2 separate regions of the Homo sapiens genome follow, and region 2 is linked to region 1. A link is an interaction called in ENCODE POLR2A ChIA-PET data of the cell type or tissue named here. Cell type or tissue: B cell. All regions are shown on one strand. Links, peaks and the distances in the headings refer to the core of each region. The heading gives the core; the rest is flanking DNA.

What was found. ChIA-PET counts read pairs that join two places held together with the same protein. Peaks named below come from ENCODE experiments on the same cell type or tissue, not always from the same donor. Only the 100,000 strongest peaks of a DNase experiment are listed, where the experiment ranks them.
Region 2: POLR2A ChIA-PET joins it to region 1 with 12 read pairs; 3 of 35 experiments call an interaction of 5 or more read pairs at or near these places.

Annotation. Positions count from the first base shown.
Region 1 is chr11:73,108,637-73,116,375 of GRCh38, reverse strand. The region is part of intron 2 of FCHSD2 (FCH and double SH3 domains 2); the gene reads left to right. Among named protein-coding and RNA genes, the nearest start is that of FCHSD2, 30 kb to the left of the region's middle. In B cell, for the core only: no CTCF peak of the experiment used is centred there; no DNase peak of the experiment used is centred there; H3K27ac peaks cover 4,559 bases.
Region 2 is chr11:73,000,175-73,007,913 of GRCh38, reverse strand. FCHSD2 (FCH and double SH3 domains 2) reads left to right here. Exons shown (of 20, transcript NM_014824.3): 5 at 6,780-6,924. Among named protein-coding and RNA genes, the nearest start is that of FCHSD2, 140 kb to the left of the region's middle. In B cell, for the core only: no CTCF peak of the experiment used is centred there; a DNase peak (open chromatin) is centred at 4,553; H3K4me3 peaks cover 1,086 bases; H3K27ac peaks cover 5,000 bases.

The sequences.
Region 1 (7,739 bases), core at 1,325-6,324:
AATCTAACAGGACAGTACAAGCAATCAAATTATATGCCAGTCTGCCTTAGGAGCATAAGTAAAAATATCGTCAACAAAAATTTACTAAATAGAATCTAGTGGTATATAAGAAAATTAAGTAATAATGAAATTGGGTTTTTATAAAAACTTCAAGGACAATTTAATATTAGAAAATCTAACATTAACAGATTGAAGGAGTAGAACCATAAGATCATCTCAGTAAAGATTCAGTATCCAATCAGAATAAAAACTCTTATTAGCAAACTAGAAATAGAAAGGAAAGTCTTCAATCTGAAAAGAAGGATATTTATTTAAAAATCTGCAGTCATCATATTTAGTGGTGATGTTTTAAGAGTCTTCTCATTAAACTCGTGGATAACACAGTTGTGCCCCTGTGATGGTTACTTTTATGTATCAACTTGCTTATGCTGTAGTACCCAGCTATTTAATCAAATGTTAATCTACATGTTGCCATGAAGGCATTTTGTGGATGTTGGTAACATCTACAGTCAGTTGACTTTAAGTAAAGGAGGCTACCCTCAATAATGTGGATATGTCTCACAATTAGTTGAAAGGCCTTAGGAACAAAACTGAGGTATCTGGAAGAAGAAGAAATTTTGCCTCAAGACTGCAGCATCAACTCCTATCTCAGTTTGGCAGCCTGATGGCCTGCCCTACAGATTTTGGACTTGTCAGCTCCTACAATTGCATGAACCAATTTCTTAAAATAAATATCTTTATGTCTGTCTGTGTCTAGCTATCTGCCTTCTCTCTCGTGTTTTCTCTCTTCCCTATTCACTCTGTTTCTCTGAAGAACCTTGATGCATGCACCCTCCAGTGCCAGAAGACATGAAAACGACACGAAAGTATAGAGTTGGAAAAGATATATAAGATTGTTTTCATTTAAAAACAGTGAGATAGGGCGGGCGCAGTGGCTCACAGCACTTTGGGAGGCCAAACGTCAGGAGAACGAGACTATCCTAGCTAACACAGTGAAACCCCATCTCTGCTAAAAATACAAAAGAGGCACTGAAGAAGGTAGGAAAGAGAGTCTTGAATTGCCAACGCCACCCCTCTTCCATACCCTGGCACTGGCTGCATGGTGTGGAGATTCTGCATGTCAGGGAGGGAGAGTGCTGTGATTGAGACCCTCCATTGAACTCAGTGCTGTTCTGTCGAAGGGGAAAGCAAAACTGGGCTAAACTTAGCCAATGACCACTCATGGAGGGAGCATTTAGGCCAGCCATAGTCAGAGGGGAATCTCCCAGCCCAGTTGTTGGAACTTGAATTTCAGCACGCCTTGCCACTGCAGGCTAAATTGCTGTAGGCCCTACATAAACTTGAAAGGCAGTCTAAGACACTAGGACTCCAATTCTTAGGCAAGTCTTTGTGCTGAGCTGGGCTCAGAGCCAGTGAACATGGTGGGGCACATGACCTAGTGAGACACCAGCCATGGCGTCCGAGGGAGTACTTGTGCCACCCCTCCCTCAGTTTTGGGCGCACAGCTTGTAGCTTCAAAAAAGACCCCCTCCTTCCGCTTGAGAAGAGGAGAGGTAAGAGTAAAGAGGACTTTTATCTTACATCTTGGATACCAGCTCAACCACTGGAGGATAGGGCACTGGGCGGAGTCATCAGGCCCTAGCTTCTGGATGACATATGTAGACACACCCTGGGCCAGAAGGGAAACTCCTGCCTTGAAGAGAAGGATCCAGTCCTGGTGGCATTCTTTACCTGCTGACTAAAGTGCCCTTGGGCCCTGAGGAACCAGCAGCAATACCTAGTTAGTACGCTGTGGGTCTTGGGTGAGCTTCTGTGATGTGCTGGCTTCAGGTGAGACCCAGCATATTTCCAGCTATGGTGGCTACAGTGAGAAACTCCTGCTTGAGAAAAGGGGAGGGAAAAGTGAAGGAGATTTAGTTTTGCACCTCAGGTATCAGCTTGGCCACAGTTGGGTAGAGCACCAAGCAGGCTCTTGGGGCCTCTGATTCCAGGATTTGGCCCTTGGACAGCGTTTCTGGACCTGCCCTGGGCCAGATGGGAGCCTACTGCGCTGAAGGGTTAGTCCCAGGTCTGGAAGAATTCACCACAAGATGACTGAAGAGCACTTGAGCCTGAAGTGAACATTGGCAGTAGCCTTGCAGTACCCTCTGTGGTTCTGGGGTGGTGATGACCTTGGGGAGAAGCTCTTCTGCTTGTGGAAAGAGAAGGGAAGAATAGGAAGGACTTTTGTCTTATAGTTTGAGTGCCAGCTTAGCTGCAGTAGAATAGAGCATCAAGTAGATTTCAAAGGTTTTTGACTCCAGTACCTGGCTACTGGCATCTCTGGACCTGCCTGGGGTATGGGGGAAATTGCCACCCTAAAGGGAAGGACAGAGGCCCAGCTTGCTTTATCACCTGCTGATTGTAGAGCCCTAGGCCCTTGAGCAAAGAGACCAAGTGTTGTGAGAAAGTAAGGAAAGAGAACAAGAATCTCTGCCTAGTAATATAGAGAATTCTTCTGGATCTTAACCAAGACCACTAAGGCAGTACCACTACAAGTTTTCAAGAAACATAGCATTACTGGGCTTGGGGTGCCCCCTAATGCAGATGTGGCTTAGATTACAACACCCAAGTTTCTTCAGATACCTGACAAACTTTCCCAAGAAGGATGGGTACAAATGGGTGTTTCTTCAAATGCCTGGAAAACTTTCCCAAGAAGGACGGGTACAAACAAGCCCAGACTATGACGACTACAATAAATACCAAACTCTTCAATGCCTGGACACCGACAAATATCCACAAGCATCAAGGCCAAGTCTTGGCAACATGGCGAAACCCCGTTTCTACTAAAAATAGAGAAACTAGCTGGGCGTGGTGGCACATGCTTGTAGTCCCAGCTACTCAGGAGGCTGAGGTGGGAGGATCACTTAAGCCCAGGATGCAGAGGTTGCAGTGAGCCAAGATCACATCACTGCACTCCAATCTAGGTGACAGAGTGAGACCTTGTCTCAGAAAAAAAAAAAAAAAAAAAAAAAAAAAAAAAGACCATCTTGGGAAGCATGATGATCAACCAAACTAAGGTACCAGGGAACAGTCCTGGAGAAACAGAGCTATGTGACCTTTCAGACAGATAATTCGAAATAGCTATTTTGAGGAAACTCTAAGAAATTCGAGATAACACAGAGAAGGACTTCAGAATTCTATCAGATAAGCTTAGCAAAGAGATTGAAATACTTACAAAAAATCAAGCAGAAATTCTGGAGTTGAATAATGCATCATAATTTCTTAACAGCAGAATTTATCAAGCAGAATAAAGAATTAGTGAGCTTGAAGATAAACTCTTTGGAAATGCACAGAGAAGACAGAAGAAAAAAGAATAAAAATGAAGCACGCCTACCAGATCTAGAAAGTAGCTGCAAAAGGGCATATCTGGCCGAGGGCAGTGGCTCATGCCTGTAATCCCAGCATTTTGGGAGGCCGAGGTGGGTGGATTATTTGAGGTCAGGAGTTCAAGACGAGCTTGGCTAACATGGTGAAACCCCATCTCTACTAAAAATACTAAATAAGTAAATAAATAAATGTTAGCCAGGCATGATAGTGTATGCCTGTAACCCCAGCTACTCAGGAGGCTGAGGCAGGAGAATTGCTTGAACTTGGGAGGCAGAGGTTGTAGTGAGCTGAGATCATGCCACTGCACTCCAGCCTGGGCGACAGAGCGAGACACCGTCTCAACAACACCAACACCACCACCAACAACAAAAAGGCAAATCTAAGAGTTATTGACCTTAAAGAGGAGGCAGGGAGAGAGATCAGAGTAGAAAGTTTATTCACGGGGATAACAACAGAGAACTTCCCAAACCTAGGGAAAGCTATCAGTATTCAAGTATAAGAAGCATATAGAACACCAAGCAGATTCAGCCCAAAGAAGACTACCTTAAGGCATTTAATAATGAAACTCCCAAATGTCAAGGATAAAGAACAGATCCTAAAAGCAGCAAGAGAAAAGAAACAAAAACACATAATGGAGCTCCAATATGTCCAGCAGCAGACTTTTCTGTGGAAACCTTACAGACCAGGAAAGAGTGACATGACATGTTTAAAGTGCCAAAGGGGAAATCTTTTACCCTAGAGTGGTATGTCTGGTGAAAATATCCTTCAAACATTAAGGAAAAATAAAGGCTTTTCCAGACAAACAAAAGCTGGGGAATTTCATCAACACCAGACCTGTCCTATAAGAAATGCTAAAGGGAGTTCTTTAATCAGAAAGAAAAGGACATTAATGGGCAATAAGAAATTATCTAAAGGTACAAAACTCACTGGTAATAGTAAGTACACAGAAAAACAATTTTATAACACTGTAATTGTGATGTATAAGTTATTCTTAAGTAGAAAGACTAAAAGATGAACAAATTAAAAATATTAACTACAACAGCTTTTAAAGACATATCCAGTATAATATGATATAAATAGTAACAACCAAAAGTTAAAAATAGGGGGACAAAGTTAAAAGTGTAGGTTTTTATTAGTTTTCTTTTTGCTTGTTTGTTTATGCAATCAGTGTTGTCATCAGTTTAAAATAATTGGGTTTTATGGTAGTATTTGCAAGCCTTGTGGTAACCTCAAATCAAAAATCATATAACAGATACACAAAAAATAAAAAGCAAGAAATTAAAACACCCCACCAGAGAAAATCACCTTCACTAAAAGGAAGACAGGAAGGAAGGAAAGAAGGAAGAGATGACCACACACCCAAAAATAAAATAACAGGAGTAAGTCTTTATCAGTAACAACATTGAATGTAAATGGATTAAACTCTTCAATCAAAAGACATAGAGTGGCTGACTGGATTGAAAAAAACAAGATCCAGTGACCTGTTGCCTACAGGAAACACACTTCACCTATAAAGACACACATAGACTGAAAAAAAAAAAAAGGATGGAGAAAGATATTCCATGCTAATGGAAGCCAAAAAAGAACAGGAGTAGCTATGCATATATCAGACAAAAACTTTTAGAAGAGACAAAGAAGGTCATTGTATAATGATAAAGAGGTCAATTTAGCAAGAAGATATAACAGTTGTAAATATATATGTACCCAATACTGGAGCACCCAGATATGTAAAGCAAATATTAGAGCTAAAAAGAGAGATAGGATCTTCCAAACAGAAAATCAGCGAAGAAACATCACTCTTAATCTGTACTATAGACCGAATGGACCTGGTAGTTACAGAACATTTCATCCAGTGGCTCCAGAATACACATTCCTTTCCTCAGCACATGGATCATTCTCAAGCATAGACCATATGTCAGGTGACAAAGCAAGTCTTAAAACATTAAAAAAAACCCCTGAAATAATAGCATGTATCTTCTCTGATCACAATGGAATAAAACTAGAAATCAATAACAAGAATAATTTTGGAAACTATATAACCACATGGAAATTAAACAATGTGCTCCACAATGACTAGTGGGTTAATGAAGAAATTAAGGAGGAAATTGAAAAATTTATTAAAACAAATGATAATGGAAACATGACATACCAACAACCCATGAGATACAACGACAGCAGTACGAAGTGGGAAGTTCATAGCTATAAGTACCTACATCAAACAAGAAAAAAAAATCTTCAGCTAGATAACCTAATGATGTACCTTATGCAGCTGACAAAGCAAGAGCAAACCAAACCCACAATTAGTAGAATAAAAGAAATAATAAAGATCGGAGCAGAAATAAATTGAAATGAAGAAAACAATACAAAAGACCAACAAAATGAAAAGTTGGTTTTGTGAAAAGATAATCAACAAACATTAGATAGACTTAGGAAAAAATAGAAAAGACTCAAAATCAAAGATGAAAAAGGAGACATTACAGCTAATACTGAAAAAATTAAAAAGATTATTCATGGGTACTATGAACAACTATATACCAATAAATTGAAAAATCTAGAAGGAATGCATAATTCATAGACACATACAACTTATCAAGATTGAACCTTGAAGAAATCCAAAACCTGAACAGAGCAATAACAAATAACAGGATTGAAGCCGTAATAAAATATCGCCTAGCAAAGCCAAGTCCAAGACCTAATGGCTTTGCTGCAGAATTCCACCAAACACTTAAAGAAGAACTGATACCACTGCTGTCAAACTATTCTGAAAAATAGAGGAGGAGGGAATATTCCTAAACTCATTCTGTGAGGCCAGCAGTACCCTGATACCAAAGACCAAAGACACATCAAAAAAAAAAAGAAGAAAACTACAGACCAGTATTCCTGATGAATACTGATGCAAAAATCCTCCACAAAATACTAGCAAACTGAACTCAATAATACATTAAAGGAAAATTGATCATGATCAAATGAGATATATCCCAGGGATGCAAGGATGGTTCAACATATGCAAATCAGTCAGTATGATACATCGTATCAAGAATGAAAAACCATATGATCATTTCAATTGATGCTCAAAAAGCATTTAATAAAATTTAATATTCCTTCATGATAAAAACTCAATAAACTGGGTATAGAAGGAACATACCTCAACACAATAAAAGCCATTTAAGACAGACCCACAGCTAGTATCACACTGAATGGGGAAGACTGAAAGCCTTTCCTCTAAGATCTGGAACATGGCAAGGATGCCCACTGTCACTACTGTTACTCAGTGTATTACTGGAAGTCCTAGCAAGAGCAGTCAGACAAGAGAAAGAAAGAGCATCCAAAGTGGAAAGGGAAAAAGTCAAATTATGCTTGTTTGCAGATGATTTGATCTTATATTTGGGGAAACATAAAGACCCCACTAAAAAACCATTAAATTCAGTAAATTTGCAGGATATGAAATTAGCATACAGAAATCAGTAAGATTTCTGTATGCCAACAGTGAACAATCTGAAAAAGAAATTGAGAAAGTAATCTCATTTACAGTAGCTACAAATAAAATGCCTATGAATTAACTGATGAAGTGAAAGATCTCTGCAATGAAAACTATAAAACATTGATGAAAGAAATTGAAGAGGACACAAACAAATGGAAAGATATTCCATGTTCATGGATTGGGAGAATCAATATTGTTAAAATGTCCATAGTTTCTATAGCAATCTACAGATTCAATGCAATCCCTATCAAAATACCAATGACATTCTTCACAGAAATAGAAAAAGCAATTCTAAAATATATATGGAACCACAAAAGACCCAGAATAGCTAGCCAAAGCTATCCTGAGCAAAAATAACAAAATTGGAGGAATCACATTACCTGACTTCAAATTATACTACAAAACAGCATGGTACTGGCATAAAAACAGACACACAGGTCAATGGAACAGAATAGAGAACCCAAAAGCAAATCCATACATCTACAGTGAACTCATTTTCGACAAAGGTGCAAAGAACATACATTGAGGAAAGGACAGTCTCTTCAATAAATGGTGCTGGAAAAACTGAATATCCGTATGCAGAAGAATGAAACCAGACCCATGTCTCTTGCCATATATAAAAACCAAATCAAATTGTGTTAAAAACTTAAATCTAGGCTGGGCGCGGTGGCTCACGCCTGTAATCCCAGCACTTTGGGAGGCCGAAGCGGGTGGATCATGAGGTCAGGAGATCGAGACCATCCTGGCTAACAAGGTGAAACCCCGTCTCTACTAAAAATACAAAAAAAAATTAGCCGGGCGCGGTGGCGGGCGCCTGTAGTCCCAGCTACTCGGGAGGCTGAGGCAGGAGAATGGCGTGAACCCGGGAAGCGGAGCTTGCAGTGAGCCG
Region 2 (7,739 bases), core at 1,677-6,676, 110 kb after region 1:
ATAAATACAAAGAGTGCTCTTACATTCCCCACCCAGTTCTCCCAGTGGTAATATCTTGCATAACTGTAGTACAATATCACAACCAAGAAATTGATACTGATACAGTCATCCAACTTAATTCAGAATTCGTTAGTTTTATACACATTCATTTGTGTGTATGTGTGTGCATATTGAGTTCTGTGCAGTTTTACCACATTTGTAGCTTTGTGTGACCTCTTCCACACTTAAGATCTTGTTAAGAATTTCTTGATTTCTTTCTTTTCTTTTCCTTTCTCTTTTTCCCCCCTTTTTTCTTTCTTCTTTCCTTTCTTTCAAAACAGGGTCTCACTTTTGCACCCAAGCTGGAGTGAAGTGGCTCACTGTAGCCTCAAACTCTTGGATCCAAGTGATCCTTCCACATCACCTCCTGCATAGCCACCACTACCACCATGCTTGGCTAATTTTAAAATTTTTTTTGTAGAGATGAGGTTTTGTTATATTGCCCAGGCTGATCTCAAACTCCTGGCCTCAAGCAATCCTTCTGCCTCAGCCTCCCAAAATGCTGGGATTACATGCGTGAGCCACTGTGCCCAGCCTTGATTTATTTCTTAATGAGAAATTTCTTCTGGTAAAGTTTTCTAGGTTTTCCTAGATATCTTATATGATATTCATAAAAGAAATCGTTCACAGCATGAACTTAGGTGGTATATGGATGAATGGTTTTGTATTTTACTAGTTATAACCTAATTATTATGGCAAGTATTTTTCAGTTAGAATAGTGATATAAAATCGTAAGATACATATATTTTAGTTTAAAAGGTTAGTCCTTTTAACAAAAATGATAAGAAAATAATGGTACAGAAGATAGGAGACAAAAATAGTAGATGATGTGTACAAAGGACTTAGGATACATAAGTCTTGGTATAAACTATATCAGAATGAAGAGGCCCTTTTTAATGTTCAGCATTGTTACTGAGACTAAGAACAATCTTGTGTCAGCAAAAGACAGAGGTTTGGGAGCCAGACACATTTGGTTTCAAATCTAGGCTCCATCATTCCTTCCTCTCCTCCTCCAGTAAATATGTATTGAGTGCCTGCTATGCCATACCCTGTGCCGAACATACAACAGTGAATGAAACAGAGCTTCTGCTGCATGGAGCCTACATTCTAATGAGGGAAGACAAACAGTAAACAAGTGAATAATTAAACATATATGCCAATTGGCGGTAAGAGCAGTAAGCATAGTAGGGAGAATACAGAGGGCCAAGAAGTGATTGCGCAGCAATTGCTGTAATGTGCAGAGCACAGGTGTTGGGGGACAAGGCAGAAGCAGAGAGGGCAGGTAGGAGACTGTTGCAGTAATCTAGGCATAAGGTGAGGGTGGCTCAAAGCGGGGTAGTCACAGTGGAGGAGACTGGCAGTAATTAAATTCCATGGTATTTTTTAAGTCTAGCAAACAGGATTTCTTGATGGAGCAGATATGATAGACAAATGAGGAATCAATGATGATTCCAGGGCTTTGGGTTTGAGCCAACTACTAGAAGGTTTGAGTTGCTGTCAGTGAGATGGAATAGATAGATTGCCAGAACAGATTTTAGGGAAATCAAGAATTTAGTTTTGTACATGTTAGGTGTAAAGGTGCCTACTAAATATCCAAGTTGGATATGTTGAACAGGCAGTTAGGGTTTAGGGAAGGTGTCTGGGCAGGAATTAAAAATTCAGGAATTGGGCTGAGAGTAGTGGTTCATGTATGTAATCCCAGAACTTTAGGAGGCTAAGGCAGGAGGATGGCTCAAAGCCAGGAGTTCAAGATGCAGATTAAGCAACAAAGTGAGATACTATTTTTATTTAAAAAAAAAAATAGCCACATGCAGTGGCTCATGCCTGTAGGCCCAGTTACTTGGGAGGCTGAGGCGGGAGGACCACTTGAGTCCAGGGGTTCGAGGCTGTAGTAAGCTGTGATCATGCCATGCACTCCAGCCTGAGCAACAGAACAAGACCCTGCCTCTTTAAAAAAAAAAAAAAAAAAAAAGTTTAGGAATAGTCAGGATATTGATACTCTTTAAAGCCATGAGACCGGATGGCTTTAAAACCATCTGTAGAATGAGATCATCTAAAGAGTGAATGTAGGCCTGGTGCAGTGGCTCACACCTGAAATTCTAGCACTTTGGAGGCTGAGGTAGGAGGATTGCTTGAGCCCAGGCGTTTGAGGCTACAGTCAGCTATGACTGTGCCACTGCACTACCACCTGAGTGGCAGAGCAAGACCTTATCTCAAAAAAGAAATAATAAAAATAAAATAAAAATTTAAAAACAATTTTCAACAGAGTGAATGTAGTTAGAGAAGAGAAGAAGCCTGGGGTCTGACTTGAGGGCACTCCAGTATTTATGGGACAGTGAGATGAAGCGGAACCGGCAAAGGAGACTAAAGAATGGCTGGTGAGGTGGGAGTAGACCAAGGGAGAGTGATGTCCTGGAAGCCAAGTGAAGAAAACATTTCAAGAAGGATAAACTAGGTCAGTGTTGCTGATAGGTCGAGTAATAGAATCAAGACTTGAACTATTTGGACTAGCCATAGGAAGATCTTTGATGACTTTGGCAAGCAATTTCAGAAGAGTGGTAGACACTAAAGTCTGATTTGGATAGAATTGAGAGACCCAGATGAGAGAAAGTAGAAACAGTAATTTTAGACAATTCTTTCAAGGAGTTTTTCTATAAAAGAGAGCAGACATTAGGGTGGCAGCTGGTGAGAAATGGAGGTTTGATGGAGATTTTTCAAATGGAGATATTATAGCATGTTTGCTCATAAGAATGCTCCAGTAGAGATGGAAAAACTGACATTGTAGATTTTTGAATTGATATTCTTGAGTGAGAGGTTGTGTAACATAGTGTAAATGTGAGGAGTTGGCCTTCAGAGCACAGGTAGTTCGTGCAAGTAATAGGAGGATTGGCATAATGTATGGGTGCAGAGACAAGGAGTTTGGCAAATGTGGTGGGAACATGTGGACATTGCCTTCTGATAGTGCCACTGTTGGCTGAAAGTGTGGTCGTATTAGAGGTTTGAGAAGAGAGAACTTGGGAAATAATTGTGTAGAAGGGTGGGTGAAGAATGGATTAAGGAAATGTAGTACCCTTGCTGGGTAGCACTAAGGGGTTACTAGCATTTATTTGACATCAATTTAAAATGCTACCAGGCAACGTAATTATCTTTTTCTCCAGCCACATTCTGCCATATACTTTGATGTGATGTAAACAGTTTTAGATTTAACCAAGGTAGGAGCTTGTAGGTTATAAAGGTGGAAAGAGAAAGAGGCAAGGGTAAAAAGGGCATACATAAGGGAGTGATTATAAGGATAGACCATGAAACCTAAGCTGGGTAATGAACTGAAAAGGGAGATTATGAGAGGGGCAAGAGACAATGGAAAGGGGGTAGGACCAAATGGATTGTGGGTTCTTATAGGACTGAGTAACTGTTAGAGTCAGAATTCTAAAGGGTTTGAGTAGAATCAGGAGGTGTTAGTCAGAAATCAGAAGATTGAACTTGGGATGGGAGCAAAGCAGTAGTTATTAGTAATGGCAGAATCTAGGTTATGACCATGGAGGTGCTATTTCCTGGTGAGTAGCCTTAGAAAAATTTCACAACCTTCTGAGCCTCAATTTTCTCCTCTGTAAAATGGGAATAATACCTATCTTACAGAATTACGATGAGGATTAAATGATATGATAAATGTAAAATACATAACGTAGTACTTACCATGTGATATGTAGAATGGCAAAGTACCGTATATGCTTGATATCCTTTTTTTTTTTTTTTTTTTTTTTTTTTGGAGTTGGAGTCTTACTCTCTTGCCCAGGCCGGAGTGCAGTGGCACTATCTCGGCTCACTGCAACCTCCGCCTTCCAGTTCAAGCGAGTCTCCTGCCTCAGTCTCCTGAGTAGCTGGTGGGGTTACAGGTGCCAGCCACAACGCCTGGCTAATTTTTGTATTTTCAGTAGAGACGGGATTTCACCGTGTTGGCCAGGCTGGTCACGAACTCCTGACCTCAGGCAGTCTGCCCACCTTGGCCTCCCAGAGTGCTGGGATTACAGGCTTGAGCCACCACGCTGGCTGATACTTTTCTTATCCTTCACAATTGCTTCATATGAAACCTGGTGAAATAAAATTTTTACGCCTGTAATCCCAGCACTTTGGGAGGCCGAGGCGGGCGGATCACGAGGTCAGGAGATCGAGACCATCCCGGCTAAAACGGTGAAACCCCGTCTCTACTAAAAATACAAAAAATTAGCCGGGCGTAGTGGCGGGCGCCTGTAGTCCCAGCTACTTGGGAGGCTGAGGCAGGAGAATGGCGTGAACCCGGGAGGTGGAGCTTGCAGTGAGCCGAGATCCCGCCACTGCACTCCAGCCTGGGCGACAGAGCAAGACTCCGTCTCAAAAAAAAAAAAAAAATCACTCTATGACCTATGATTATTTTTCCTTAATTGGAATGAAAAACACCACTACCATTGGGAGTACCACTATTATGTTAACAAGAAGTGCTTCTATTTGTTACAATTCTGCTGCTGTTACTATGTATTCATTTAAAAGAATCTGTGTATCATGAATTTTCATATCATTTGCATTTAATTTTTAAAATAGCCCTGTGAGGTAAGTGGTGCAGGTATTTTTGTTATTTCTCCATTTGCCAGTTGAGGAAATGAAAGTATAGTGAAGTGTGCTACTTATGATTATTTTGTTAAAACTAGAACTTGAACTTAGGTCTTCTGACTGGTGACTGAATTCTGTGCTTTTCATGGTATATCAGTGTTCAGGATATGTTTCCCTGCTATAAATCTGCTAAACTCTAAAGGTCTCTTTTTAAACTATCTTTTTAATGAAAGGATTTGTCTTTTTATTGTACAGTCTTCATAGTTAATACATTCATCCATTCATTTATTTACTCCTTCAACATATATTATTGTAACCATTCTTTATTTGCTAGGTCCTTGCAATAGCAAGACATACACCCCTGCCTTCATGGAGCTTTCACTATAGTGAGAGGGACAGATGTTAATAAACAATTACATTAAAATATTTATAATTAAAAGAAAAGTGCTGGAACCAAGAACAACTAACAAAGAATAACTTGATTGAGTTTGGGGGTTGGCTTGGTGGTGACGGTGAAAGACTTCCCAAAGGAAGTTACATTTAAACTGAGACTGGAAGGGCAAACAGCTATTAACTAGGAGAAGGGATAAAGAGAAGAGGGTGTTACACTGAGAGAAGAACATGGATGAAGGGTATCTCCCTTCCTCTCTTTCTTCCTATCACAATTTATAATGGTTCTTTTTCATTTTTTTTATTATTTTAAAATGTATTTTAAGTATAAATTAATAGTTACAAATCATAGTACTGAATTTTTCTCTCAGTACATTCTTCAAGAAAATCAATTGTTGGGACTGCTTAGGAGGGAGAGCCTGTGGTGAGTTTACATTGCAAGTTCCATTGGTTGTCATGCAGTGAGGCCATGGAGAGCATTCGTTTTGCTGCTCTTAACTTCATCAGTGCTTTTATGCTGACAGTTTTTGCTGGTGCAACACATTGAATCTTTCCAAAGGAATAGTGATACACCTCTGCCTAAATAATGACTATTTCCATCTAAACCGATTCATCTGGTATATTACATGAACAAATTTGTAAGACTCCATGGTTGAAAACCATAGTTTATCAAGTTTTTTCCTTTACTTCTAACTAAGATAGGGACCCAGGCAATTTTTCTTTTTCTTGCTTCTACACTGTCATCTGTTGACCACAGTGAGCATTCTGTATAGCATTTAGTCCCACATGTTGCTGTGGTTGAAAATCGATATGGATTTCCCACAAAAGGGAAATCTCAGGAGATGAATATTATAATCTATCAGAATTTCACTTTAAGGACTCATTTTAAAAAATAAAGCATTGCCATTGTTATAAATTATCGATTGTGTTTATAAATAGTGTAGGAGCATGCTAGAATTGACTAAGGCATTTAGCAAGTAGGAAAGAAGGTTGAAGAGGAAGTTGGCTAGAAAAAGCAAAGGATTAATAATTCTTTGACTTGACTGAGATTGCTGAGCACATTTATCAAGCAAAGGTGATGGCACTTGCTTGGAATGAATCCAAAGCACAGTGTGATGCTAAGCATTGTTGTAACAGGGAGACAGATGTAGAGCCACACTATTATAGATTTCTTTTGTCAGACAAAATAGACTTTGCAAGCACATCAACAGTTGTTCATGATATATTTTTCCAGCCGCGTCAGTTTATATAAGAGTAAAATGATGTCGTTGAAAGACAATGTACTATATATACAGGTACCCAATCTTCGTCTTGTATCTCAGTAGTGCCACCTTCTTCTTATATGACCTAAAGTGATACTCTAAAATCTCTCTGGGCCTCAGTTACCTTATTACTAAAATTAGGAAAATAACTTAATGAAGTAATAAAACTTGATATTCATAATTATGGCCCTGTGACAGCAAAAGACTTGGAGAGTCTGAAATATTCACTAATTTTTATAGTGTTAGCTTTGTAATTCTTGTAGCACTTTACTCCATTATTAAGAATAACTAATGAATCAGAACTCCCTATTGCTGAGCTATAAGAAGAATAGAGTATATGCCATGTTGCTTGTTATGTGTGCTGACATATTGCCTATAAGCCATTATAAATACATTAAAGAAGACATTCATTTATTCTGTCAGTGCTGCCCTGTGAGCAAAAGGTTAGCCAACTTTTTCTTCCTGTTCCCTGCCTAATGCTTTTCTATCCCTCTTTGAATTTAGGAGCATGTATCCCGTTTGGAAATCTTTTCTCGAGGGAACAATGCAGGTAGCCCAGTCTCGGATGAATATATGTGAAAACTATAAAAACTTCATTTCTGAGCCTGCAAGGACAGTGAGAAGCTTAAAAGAACAGCAACTAAAAAGGGTATTGTTTTTATTTCTGTTCTTATATGCATTTTAATATCCCAGTGCTACATTTATAATCTGCAAGGTTATGCTAAATTTTATTTAAAACTATATGGTCCCATATGTTTCTGGTTGACATTTTACTAGGATTTTCTGATTTCAACATGTTCTCATTAAGTACTATGTTTTATTAACTGCTAAAAATGAATGTAATTCAAATCCATGGACGTTCAAAAAGCTCAGTAAATACTTTTTAGTAATACCGCTTTTCGGCATAATTCAAGTACATAGATCTACTTAGTTTCACAATATCGGTATAGTTTGATGTGTATTAGAATAGTTACAAGGTTATTAATCCCACTAGTTCTTGAAAAAAGTTTACATTAATTTGTCTTACTTTCAACTTGACCCATTTTGTATAATAATTTAAAGGAAATTAACACATTTTGACTAAACATAAAAAACTTACTTTAAAAAACCTGATGGACTCTAAACTTTAATTATATGGGTTACACATGAGTAAATGTTTTCAAATGGACATATTTTATTACACAGAAATAAAAAATTCATAGGAAAATGGCATTGCTTAATGTGACTTTTTAGAAAAGTTGGCTGTTGAAAATAGGTGATTGAATTGTGTTCTTTTGGAAATAGAGTTACAAAAATTGAGATTATCATTATACCTAATAAGTAATTAAAATTTTCTTGTGGAAGTATTAATACTTTAGAAAATATTAAAGTAAAAGAAAGAAAATATTAAAGTAATTATTTCGGGAAATAATATTTTAGAAGCCATCCAGTGTTTTGATTCTAATTGTCATTAGGATTTTCAGA